Linked DNA regions of Homo sapiens: region 2 is linked to region 1. The links are chromatin loops, found by intact Hi-C in ENCODE. Cell type or tissue: heart right ventricle. All regions are shown on one strand. Each heading gives the region's core, and the rest is flanking DNA. Links, peaks and the distances in the headings are about the cores only. Region 1 overlaps SPTB (spectrin beta, erythrocytic). Region 2 holds the start of SPTB (spectrin beta, erythrocytic).

Evidence for each region. Hi-C counts contacts between places; a loop is a spot of excess contacts. Peaks named below come from ENCODE experiments on the same cell type or tissue, not always from the same donor. Only the 100,000 strongest peaks of a DNase experiment are listed, where the experiment ranks them.
Region 2: it touches region 1 in a loop (2.9-fold over the local background); 34 of 110 quality-filtered maps call a loop at or near these places.

What each region holds. Positions count from the first base shown.
Region 1 is chr14:64,820,232-64,825,601 of GRCh38, forward strand. It overlaps SPTB (spectrin beta, erythrocytic), which reads right to left. Exons shown (of 36, transcript NM_001355436.2): 2 at 2,716-2,914. The coding sequence starts at 2,863. Among named protein-coding and RNA genes, the nearest start is that of MIR7855, 37 kb to the left of the region's middle. In heart right ventricle, for the core only: CTCF peaks have their summits at 3,169 (motif pointing right) and 3,372; a DNase peak (open chromatin) is centred at 3,190; H3K4me3 peaks cover 537 bases; H3K27ac peaks cover 1,504 bases.
Region 2 is chr14:64,877,441-64,882,810 of GRCh38, forward strand. It overlaps SPTB (spectrin beta, erythrocytic), which reads right to left and starts at 2,467. Exons shown (of 36, transcript NM_001355436.2): 1 at 2,352-2,467. LOC105370534 (a long non-coding RNA gene) reads right to left here. Exons shown (of 3, transcript XR_943942.3): 3 at 3,441-3,948. RefSeq lists silencers at 2,578-2,747, 2,798-2,937, 3,008-3,087. In heart right ventricle, for the core only: no CTCF peak of the experiment used is centred there; DNase peaks (open chromatin) are centred at 2,019, 2,192, 2,561 and 3,091; H3K4me3 peaks cover 3,003 bases; H3K27ac peaks cover 2,993 bases; H3K27me3 peaks cover 3,841 bases.

The DNA of each region.
Region 1 (5,370 bases), core at 97-5,096:
CCTGCCTAGGCTGCTAAGGTGGCCCCAACAACAGTACTGAAGGGAAAAAAAGTCAAGACGTTGAGACTAGGAAGGCTGACATGCTCCCTTTCTCCATTCTGCCTACCCAGCAGAATGGGCACATCTGGCCACCCTATTTAGACCTTTCCAAAGCTTTAGCTCAAGCCCAGGTCACTTAGAGTGGACTCTCAGGAGAAGGAAGCCAGTAAACCACTTAGGTTGTTTGTTCTTGAAAATCTTGAAAGGACCTCAAACTTGCATATTTACTTGTTGGCCAGATGTTCTGAATAGTTAAGGCCCAGGCATACAATTCTATGCTCTGTGGCTTTTCCTCTCCCTGGGGGGCATTCAGATTCTCTGGTAAGTCAGATGCATGCTCCTGGTGAGGAGGAGGCTCAACTAGGCACAGCCAAGGTCAGCAAAGGCTCTTTCCTGATCAACCTAGGACTGACCACTAAACACAGAGTCTTGCTCTGTCACCCAGGTTGGAGTGCAGTGGCGTGATCTTGGGTCACTGCAACCTCCGCCTCCCGGGTTCAAGCAATTCTCGTGCCTCAGCTTCTTGAGTAGCTGGGATTACAGGCATGCACCACCACGCCCAGCTATTTCTTTTTTTTTTGGATTTTAGTAGAGATGGAGTTTCGCCCTCTTGGCCAGGCTGGTCTTGAACTCCTGGTCTCAAGCCATACACTTACCTCAGGATCCCAAAGTGCTGGGATTATAGGCATGAGCTACCACGCCCGGCTTTGTGCTCGGCTCATTAACCTGTCTCCACCAACTTCCCAAGCAGCTCATCAGACGTGGTGACAACACACACAGGCCAACTGGAGAAACCCGGGGCCCTTCTGCCTGCCAGAATCACACACACCCTTCAATTCCCAGCTCAAAGGCTGCCTCCTCCATGAACTGTTCCCCGATTTTCCTTGCATCTCTTCCTTGGCTCTCTCATTGCTGTTTAATTTATGTGCCCATCCTACAGTTCTTCTCTAATTCCACTCATGCTAATTAATTGTGAACATAGTTCATTTTTCCCTAATAGATTTTGAACTCCTGAGAGACAGACACTATACTGAATTCATCTCTGTGGTTCCCCTCTCCCCTTTCATGGTTGGCCAGGGGTTTAGCTTTAAACATAGTAGGAGTACAACAAGCAACTGTTAAAATAGAATTTACCTTGGTTTCTTAAAAAAGATAAAAGAATCTCTGCACAAAGGCCAGTCCCCACTCTTACCTTGCTTTGGCAAATCTTACGGAATATGGTACCCCTCTCCCTCCACCTGGATCGCCAGGGTCATTGCAGCTAGATCCAGCCAGCACAGAGATATAAGAAGGTAAAACCAGACTGACGACAAAGCCAATGGTTCCAAGTTTGGTTGGCTTAAATTAACATACACAAAAGCAATGGGTCACCGTTATGGTCCGTCCCCAAGGGAAACCAAGGGAGAATTTTGTGGGGTCAAGGAGGGTGAGAAGGAGATAAAGAAAGAAGAAAGAGAGTTTCCTGTAAAGAGCAAGGACACCAGGGGTAATGACTGAGACCCAAGTGGATTCCTTGTCATGACAAGGGAGATGAGACACCGCAGCATTCCTTTCCCGGCATGAGAAGCCCAGACACTCCCAAGATGTGAGGTCATTATGGTCCCAGAGGGGTCCAGGGCCCTGCTCAGGCTTCAAGGTCTGCCAGGGACTGTGGTATCTGGGAGCTGAGTACAGGGAGGGAGTGGGGAAGAGGATTACTACAACCTTCAATTTGGGCCATAAGGTATGGGGGCAGCGGGAGAATCACTCCAGAAAGTGTTTATGGGGAAGGTTGTACTCTTCTTAGGAGGTGGAAGACGGCAACAGTCAATGATAGGGAAACAGGTCCAGTGTGGGCTGCTGACTGGTGGATCAGGTGAAGGAACCCACCTTCCACACATACACACACAACCCCATGTAACTCAAACTTTCTTATTGGCCGAAGACTTAAGGTCGGAATATACTTACCCTGGGTCAAGTTCAGGGAGGCAATAGTCACAGGAGTTGGGGAAAAAAAAAAAATCCCAAGAATCAGATATCAGCCAACAGGGGGAGGAGAAGTCATTTCTACTAGAGATTTAAGATATTCTCCACCCCCACCTTCTCTCTCTCTCTCTCTCTCTCTCACACACACACACACACACACACACACAGAGAGATCTATTATGAACCTGCTAAGCAAAAATCTAATTCCAGTTTAAGGATGAAAGGTTTCATCAAGAAAATCCTTCCTGAGGCAGTGGGGAGGATGTTATCTGTTCTCGATTTCCTATCCAATCACTCCTTTTGGGACTACAGAGAGGACTATGGTAATTCCTCTCTCTAGGCCCAGGCAGGAAATCGGGGTTAACCAGGAGGCCCTGTGAACCTGCGCCCGGCTGTCCAGCCCTCAGACACTGCTTTGCCCAGACTCTCGTACTTCTCACTTGGCCGCAGGTCACTCAGGACAGAGGCAGAGGGCAGGCCCCACCTGGTCCCAGCTCCAGCACCTCCTTGCTTCTCAGAGGCCTTGGGGGCAGAGGCTGCCTGAGCTCCCTCCCAAGGGGACCCCCACCTCCCTGAGCCCGACAAACACGTCTCCATCACTGCCATGCCAGGGCTCACCCAACACACACAGAGGATTCACACTAGGTGGGGAGGGCTGTGAACCTTGTGACTGTGAGAATGCCCTCCAACCCTTGTGGCCCCAAACAGTACCTGCCAAGGCCTTTATCCGGGACCTCTCAAAGAGCCTGGCTGAGCTGTTGTCATTATCCAGCTCGTCGTCTGGGGCGTCCCAGCGGGCATTGATCCTGCTGTAAGGTGGCTGGTTGCCCACATTTTCAAACTCTGTGGCCGATGTCATGTCAGCAGGCTCTTAGCAGCTCCGCCTGCCTCAGTCTTCATGGAAGGATCCCTGGGGGACAGCAACACAGTCAGAGGGTTATCTCTCTACCCCCTCGGACTTTTTCTCCGGGGAAACTTATTCGGAGCATCCAACGTGAGTAGATCCTGACAGAAGCAGAACGCCATGTCATCTGCCTGGGCGTGCTTCCTACCAGGGTCTCTGGGTCGTTTGTTATAAAATATTGCAGCAGCAGCAGCAGCAACAGTACCGGCAGCAGTGGCAGGGATGGAGAGCTGCACGTAGCAAGGGTCAGGACGGCCAGCAGGTGGAGACGTCAGTCGCAGCCAGCTGCTTCCTCCAGACCAGCCGCCCCGCCGCGGGGAGCACCCCGGGAGAGAGGAAGCTCTCCTGGGAGCCAGAGGCAGCAGGGCACAAGCTGGGGAAAGCAACCCTCACCCTGAGGACTAGGCCAGGACCTAACCTGGTGGGGGAGATGGGGACAGGCCAGGGGAAGGGAGAGGCTGGAAACAGGCTGAGTCTGACCCATATGGGAACCATGGGGAGAGATGGATGAGAGAGTTAAGCCGCCACTGACGCCACCAGCCCGGGGCAGCTGCACTGGGGGGACTTCACTCCTCCCGGAGGCTTTCTGAGAGCCCTCTGAGTTCCTTCCCAGCAGTTGGTATTCAGAAAGCTGACCTCGCATTTTAGGGCTTCTTTGGAGCATGACCAGGTGCTCAGATGAGGTCTCCTGTTGAATTCCAGGACAGACTGAGCAACCCAAAGGAGCCTGCTGTCCCATCAAGCACGTGGCAGTCGGGGCATCCCATGGACAATGGAACCGTGCATTGTGAGTCCATGTGATGAACCAGCGCATCAGGAGCACTGGGTCCTCCCTCACCCGTCATCAGTCATTCCTACTCACTCATTCATTCATTTACAGTTAATTCAAATATGTACCAAGCTCCAACTAGGTGGCAGGCACTGTACTAGGCAGGGGCAAGTAAGACAGGAAAGTCATGTCCTCACAGAGCTTGGAATCTGGTGGCAGAGACACACAATTAAACAAGCAACTACAAGAAGGTGTGATGTGTGTCATGGCTGGCTTAGGTGGGGACTCGGCGGGGACTGGTATCAGGGAGGGGAAGTTGAAGCTTATTCCTAAAGGAAGCTTGGAGGTACCCATGAAGGGACAGGTGGGAAAGGACAAGAGTCCAAGCAAAGGGAATAAAGAGTAGGTGTAAAGTCCTGAAGGTAAGAAAGAACACAGAAAGCTTTGAGAACTTTAAGAAGTAACGGGAAGGCAGGGGTGGAGTCAGGGGAGAAAAGTGAGGAGGGGGCCAGGGGAGCCAGGCTTGGTCTTCAATGCCCTGGACCCTAGGAAAACTATTAGCTTTCTTCATCTGTACCTGACATTTGGTCCTCTTTCTAGGGATCTTAAGGGACTCCAAGATCAAGTCTGTAAGAGAATAGGGGACCCAGAGCCTTCACAACCAAGAGAGCAAAGCGGGAGGCAGGGAGGCTGTGAGGCAGACCTGTGATGGGGGTTGACAGCCAGTGAGCTGTGAGGGAGACCACTCCCTCTGTGGGTGTGTGCACCCACGGCACACACACAGGCTCATATCTGACACACTGACACACACCAGCACACACATGCACATCCACCAGGCACATGATCACGGAGGCACTGAAGCACATTCACCAGCCCAAGTGTGAGATGGCAGCAGGGCTACAGCCTTATTTTTCAGATACAGACTCACTTCAGACTGCATTTTCCCCAACCTGATGAATCCATCCCACCACATCCTTGTGAGGTAAGATAGGAGCCAGGATTACCCACCCTAATTGCCTTGGGAGAAAAACCAAGGCCTGCTGCAGGAGGAGGCCTCCCCAGGGTCATCCGGTGGAATGACTGCGGCTGGGACCAAAGGCCAAACTGGAGCGCAGTTTATCCCCCTTGACCAGACGGGTTTCAGGAGGGCAGGTGGGGAAAGGACTGGAGCACAGTTTATCCCCCTTGATCGGACAGGTTTCAGGAGGGCAGCTGGGGAAAGGACTGGAGCACAGTTTGTTCCCCTCAATCAGAAGGGTTTCAGGAGGGCAGGTGGGGAAAGGACATGGTGCATGGGGACAGAGGGCATTTCCCAGCCAGGGCTTAGCAAAAGTGTTTGCCACTCAAGAGAAGGGAAGGTGCAAGGTGGGAAAACCAGTCATCATCCCGAACACAGGATGCCCCATGATGCCAGACCTGTGCCCAAGACCACCCTTGTGCCTTTGAACAGCCTGTCCTCTTCTGCAGATGGACTTGCTGCTTCCAGGACTGAGATTTCGCACCCAACTGGCTGGGCAACGATAGCCGGGAAAGATACCCCCCACCCCCGGCCCCACACCTTTCTCTATTTCCCTTAAGGGAAACTACCACTGACTTGGTCTCTGAGCCAGAGAGGGACTGACAGGCTGACCACCTCCTGCAGGGCCACAAGCCTGTCCAGCAGCCCCTGAGAAGGGCTGAGCTGCCAGACGCA
Region 2 (5,370 bases), core at 106-5,105, 57 kb after region 1:
TGAGTTTGAATCCTGGACCCATCTCTCATTAGCTGGGTAATATGAGGCAAGTTATTTAATCTTCCTGAACCTGTTTCCTTACTTGTAAAATGTTGATATGAGCTACCTTATAGAGTTACCATGACAATTAAATTGGATAATATAGAGAAAACGCTGAGCATTCATTTGTTGGTTTCCTCATTCATTCAACAAAGGTTAACTGAGGTTCCACTACCATCCAGGTACTGGGTACAACAACATAAAAGACAGAATAAAAGCTATTATTATTTACCAAAAACAGTTTGTTTCCAGAGCTGCAGCAGACCTGTCAAATTTTGACTTTAGTTCAAAACTGTCATTCACACCTAGCTTGCCTAAAATACTCATTTTTATTTTGCCAAATGTGATCCCAGGTAGGAGTCTTGCTCCTGTCATACCTTCACCCCCAAAACTAGTCATCTAGCAGGCGTTCTGCTATAGGACACCTTCAGAACACTTGGAAGAAGCATTGATCAGAGCCAAAGGTGGTATCCCAACTCTCTTCTGGGCAAGCCGCTCAGGAGAACTTGATACGCCTGTGCTACAAGGCCCATCCTGGATGCCTGGGAGTCCTTGGGTGCTTACAATTCCATGAGTGGACTCTGAGTCTTCCCAGAACTCAAGATCAATAGGACTGGCTCATCCCCATCATTGCCACTGGGGCACTGATAAAGCTAAGAGCAACAGCTAAGGGGTCTGAAAGCCACATTTTCATGAGCGTTTATGTCTTTCAATGGTGCTTTACTCTAGAGTTTTTGATAAAATTCTTTATAAATGACCCACCTCTGGAGTTAGTGGGTTTCAAGGCTGGTGGGCTCTTCTTCAATGTAAGTTTAACATTCCCTTTCCTGGCTAGCCTGCAAGCCTCCAGGCAAGCACAGGCCTAGCTGTGTCAGGTGCTGGACATTCAGCATACATTAACAATCATTTTGCACTTAGAAAAAAAAAGGTGTTTTCAATTGCATTTTGGAACCTGGGACTCAGAGCAAAAGAATAAAAGCTGAATCCTAAAATAAGAAATGACCTGCCTTGGGTTATAGTGGGGGAAGGGGTGGGCGAAGAGGGAATTCTAGAATAAAATTCAGAGCCATCTGTGAAGCTAAGGATAGGACAGTGGACAGTTGAGCTGTGCCTAAAAATCTTTGATTTGCAGACTCCTCTCATTAGGGAGCCGCCTGAATCTCTTCCCTTAGAAACTAAAATACGGATCGTGACTACCTCCAGGCAGGGGTTTTGCATGACTGCCTCCTACCTGGAGGTGACAGCCTAGTCTCTCCCCACAGAAATTCTCAGTACAAAAAGGCTGTCACTATATCCCCCCACCCCACCCCCCAATCTGATGCATCTAAAATTTAGATGTACAAAAAACAGTGGCTTCTTTTCATTTTCCTTACTCCTGGCTGGCGCCTCTAATTGCTCACTGAAAACAGTGGTTTGGATATTAATAGGCTGTAACTCAAGGCCCTACCTGAAGCTCGTTGTCAGGGAAACAGCACTCCAGCCCCGCAGCTGCTTCCCCAGCCTGGGAAGTACGGATGAGTTGGTGGGAGTTGGGGATTGTTTTACAGCTTCTGTTATTTCTCCCACTTTCTGCTATTTCTCAAGACCAAGTTAGAGGAAGAGGGGAAACTGGAGAGGAGGGTGAGGGTAGAGTAGCCCGGAGAAGCTTAGAGGAAGAGAGGAACTCTTTGGGAGAGGAAGACTAGGGGTCCTTGAAGTATGGCTTGGGGCACTAGGATCTTTCCTCCCTCGGTCTACACGGGGTCACTCTCTGGGTGGCTCCCAGCACCCGGAGGCCCGGCCCCCTCTGCTGCCCTCACCTGTCCCTCCTGCCTGGGCGCTGGGTGGCCCGAGGAGAGCGCAGCCAAGTTCCCCAGAAGAGGGATATGAGCGGCCACAAGGCTGAGAAGCCGGACAAAAAAAGGCAGAGAGCAGCGCTGCGGTCGGACGGGCTAGAGGCGCAATCCCCTTCGCTCCCAGGCCGGGGTCCTGGAGAAGGCGGACGAGAACACGCACCCCCGTCACCCTCTCCCTGCGCCCCGGGGTGACGGACTCTCCGGGATCCCGCTCTCCAAAGCTAGCACCAAGTGCCTCGGACGCCCGCGCGCGTTCCCGCGTCCCGGGATGATCTTTGCCGCAGCTGCCGGGCTTCCCGGGCCCCGCACCCCTCCCACCCCACGCCCGACAACCGGGGCTGGACTCCCACCCGGTCCTCTGGGCCCTGCGCGTCAGGCGCCCCCTGGGCCCAGCGCTCCTTTGAGCTGGCGCCGCGCGTCCCAGCCTTGCGCACCCGCACCCAGCTCCCTTGGCCGCCGGGCCCTCCTGGGACTCACCTGCCCTGGGACTGAAGCGGGGGCCACCCCGAGCCCGGGGGTGGCGGCGGCGGCGGCGCAGGGGGAGGAGGGCAGCGCGGGGCTCCTGGCACAGCGGCCGCCGGGCGCCTGGTGCTGCCGAGCCGCGGACCCGCCCAGAGATATAAATAACATTATCTGAGGAGGGACATTCCTGCCGGGGGACATCGCTGCTGCCGGGACCAGATAGTCCCGCGGCGGGGGCGGGGAGGCGGGGCCGCAGCCTCCCGCAGCGCCAAGCCCAGCCCCCGCCTTCCCCACCCACTCACGCACCTGCCAATCAGCCTCCGCGCCTGGGGGCACCTGCCGGGCCTCAGCCCGGCTCCTGGAACCCGCCTCTGCCTCCCCGCCCGCCGCTGAGCCTGGGGCGCCTCCATCGTCGTTCATTGCCCCTAACCCCGCGCCACCCCGAGCCCCCTGAGGCGGGAAGGGGGTTGGACTCTAGCTCGGGCCTAATTCGTGCGCCCGGAGAGGCAAGCCTGGTGGCGAAAATGAGCCCTCCAGCCTTTCCCGCCCTGCATCCCCACTGCACACAGTTCAGTTTTTAAAATATATGAAAAGACATTTAGGCCATAGGGTGGGCGCGGCGGGTACCCGGGAGGTGAACCCCCGCCGTGGCGGGTTTGGGAGGGACAGATTGTTCCCGGGGGCTGGTGCATTAGAAAGCGCGCTCCCGGGCGGGCTTCTCTCGGCTGGCGGTGGGAGGGCAGGGGGCGGGCACTGGGCCCGAGGGCCCCACCCCCAGCCCGAGCTCAGTGTCGCTGTTTCTGCCCGAAAACCTAGTGTAATCAGGACGAACCAGGCAAAGCTGGCGGCGCGCAGCCTGCAGTCCCAAGGAGCTCGCACATTGTAGGGACTGTAATCAACAGGCAGGCTGCCACACCTGCCCACTGGCACCTCCTGGCCGGCCCGGGTCTCCGGGCGAGTGGGGGTGCCTCACTACAAGCCTGGATGAGGCGCGGCGCAGCAGGCCAGAGGAAATACTAGAACCGATGGTGCCAAAAAGGCATCTCCGAGTTGCCCCCGGAGAGAAACTCAATAGAACACCGGCAGCTTGCAAGGCAGTACATTTTCTTGACTTTCTAACGATCAAGGTCATTGTTCAGTAAGGTTTACGTGTACGCCTTGAGGTAGCTTTCATCTCTTTTCTCCACCTGCGGTGCCTGGGATGATTTCTCACCAGCTATCAACGCAGGTAATCTCAGGTATTATGGAAATGGCCGTGGAGATTAAAAGCGCATAGATGCAGAAGAAGTTTTAACTTTTACTGATGCTGCCTGGTGTTCTTAACAAGGGAACAGTCTTACTCCTGAGTTATTTGCTTGGGATTATAATTGTGCTGTTTTCCAGAATTCACCCAGGAAAGGGGTGTTTGCCAGATGTTCGAGTTTAGTTTATATATTGAACATATGCAAAGATACTTCACTTCCTGCTGCAGTCCCACTTCTTGAGGGTGGGTATTTAGACACTGAGATGTGCTGAGTGGGACAAACGCCCCAGGTATTACAGAGCCACAGAATTCTTCACTCCACCCTCCTCTTGGCTGGATCCTTATTACAGCTCAATTTTCCAAGAGACACTAGTAATATGGGAAAGAGGATACAAAAACATTCATGGTCATCGATAGATTCGCAGTGATCCCCTCCTCCCCTTTGTTGACAACATTTAAGAATGCATTTTTCTATTACTGAGTTAAAAAGAGAAAGTTCTGTTTTGTGAAAAAAAATGTTTAAAAGTCAAATTCTGGCAAGGAAAGCTCAAGAAAAACAGGCCAACTTCAAAAGCTGAGACTATTATATATCTCAAGAAGAAATCCTTCATCTATTTTTGTTAGAAAAAAATGGAGGGAAATTATGTATTTATGGTTTTTTAAAAGCTTGTATGAATAAACTTATTAGATAAATTCATGGTTCTCTAGAATGGTGGTTCTGCAGCTACGTAATTATATACTATGCAAGCCAGATAATTCCTTAGCTATAGGTCTGTGGCACTGAACTGAATAGTTGCATACATATTTTTCTTTGTAGCCTTAAAATTTATAATTTTCAACCATAAGAAAAAATTAATATGATAAAACTCCAAATCAGCAGACAGATTACCCCAACATTTTACAAACCAGCTCAGCTGCTTTAGTTATCTCCACTTTAGCTGAAAGCTAAATAATTCAATACAACCTCATTTGCTACAGAGCATGTTATCCTGACAGCATCCCCAAATGCTTTACAGCTAATAGAGTTACAGTGAAATGATAAATCAGAACTGAGGAAGAGAGGAAATTTAGGCTTGCAGTGAGGAAAGGGCATTGTCAAATAATAGGGAAAGGGGAACAGATCTCTGTGGCCAGGAATGAGAAATTGGGAGAATAAAAGAAGGGAGAAAGGTTGGGCATGGTGACTCACACCTGTAATCCCAGTACTTTGGGAGGCCGAGGCAGGCGGATCACTTGAGGTCAGGAGTTCAAGACAAGCCTGGCCAACATGGCAAAACCCTATCTCTACTAAAAACACAAAAATTAGCTGGGTGTGGTGGTGCGCACCTGTAATCCCAGCTACTTGGGAAGCTGAGGCAGGAGAATCACTTGAACCTGGGAGGCATAGGCTGCAGTGAGCCAAGATCACGCCACTGCACTCCCACCTGGGTGACAAAGCAAGACTCTGTTTCAAAAAAAAAAAAAAAAAAAGAAGGGAGAAGGAAACACATACATATGTTCGTTATCAAGGTCATCATTGTGGGCAATAGGGATCACGTCTGGAGGGACCTCCTCAGAAGAGTATAGAATACCTCTTGGAATTGTCTATGTGAAGGATAGGAGATTAACCCTCATCCTGGTTGGACAAAGGACTGCCCCCACTGGTCTCCCACCCATGTTGAAAACCTACACTTCCGAGCTACCCAGCAAGCTCCACATAGGCAGTCTGCAGATTTGGAAGAGTTCTGGGGCCAGAAGAGAAGGTGTGCATTTGAGAATAGATGTTGACAGCCAGAGAGTGGGGGGTAAACC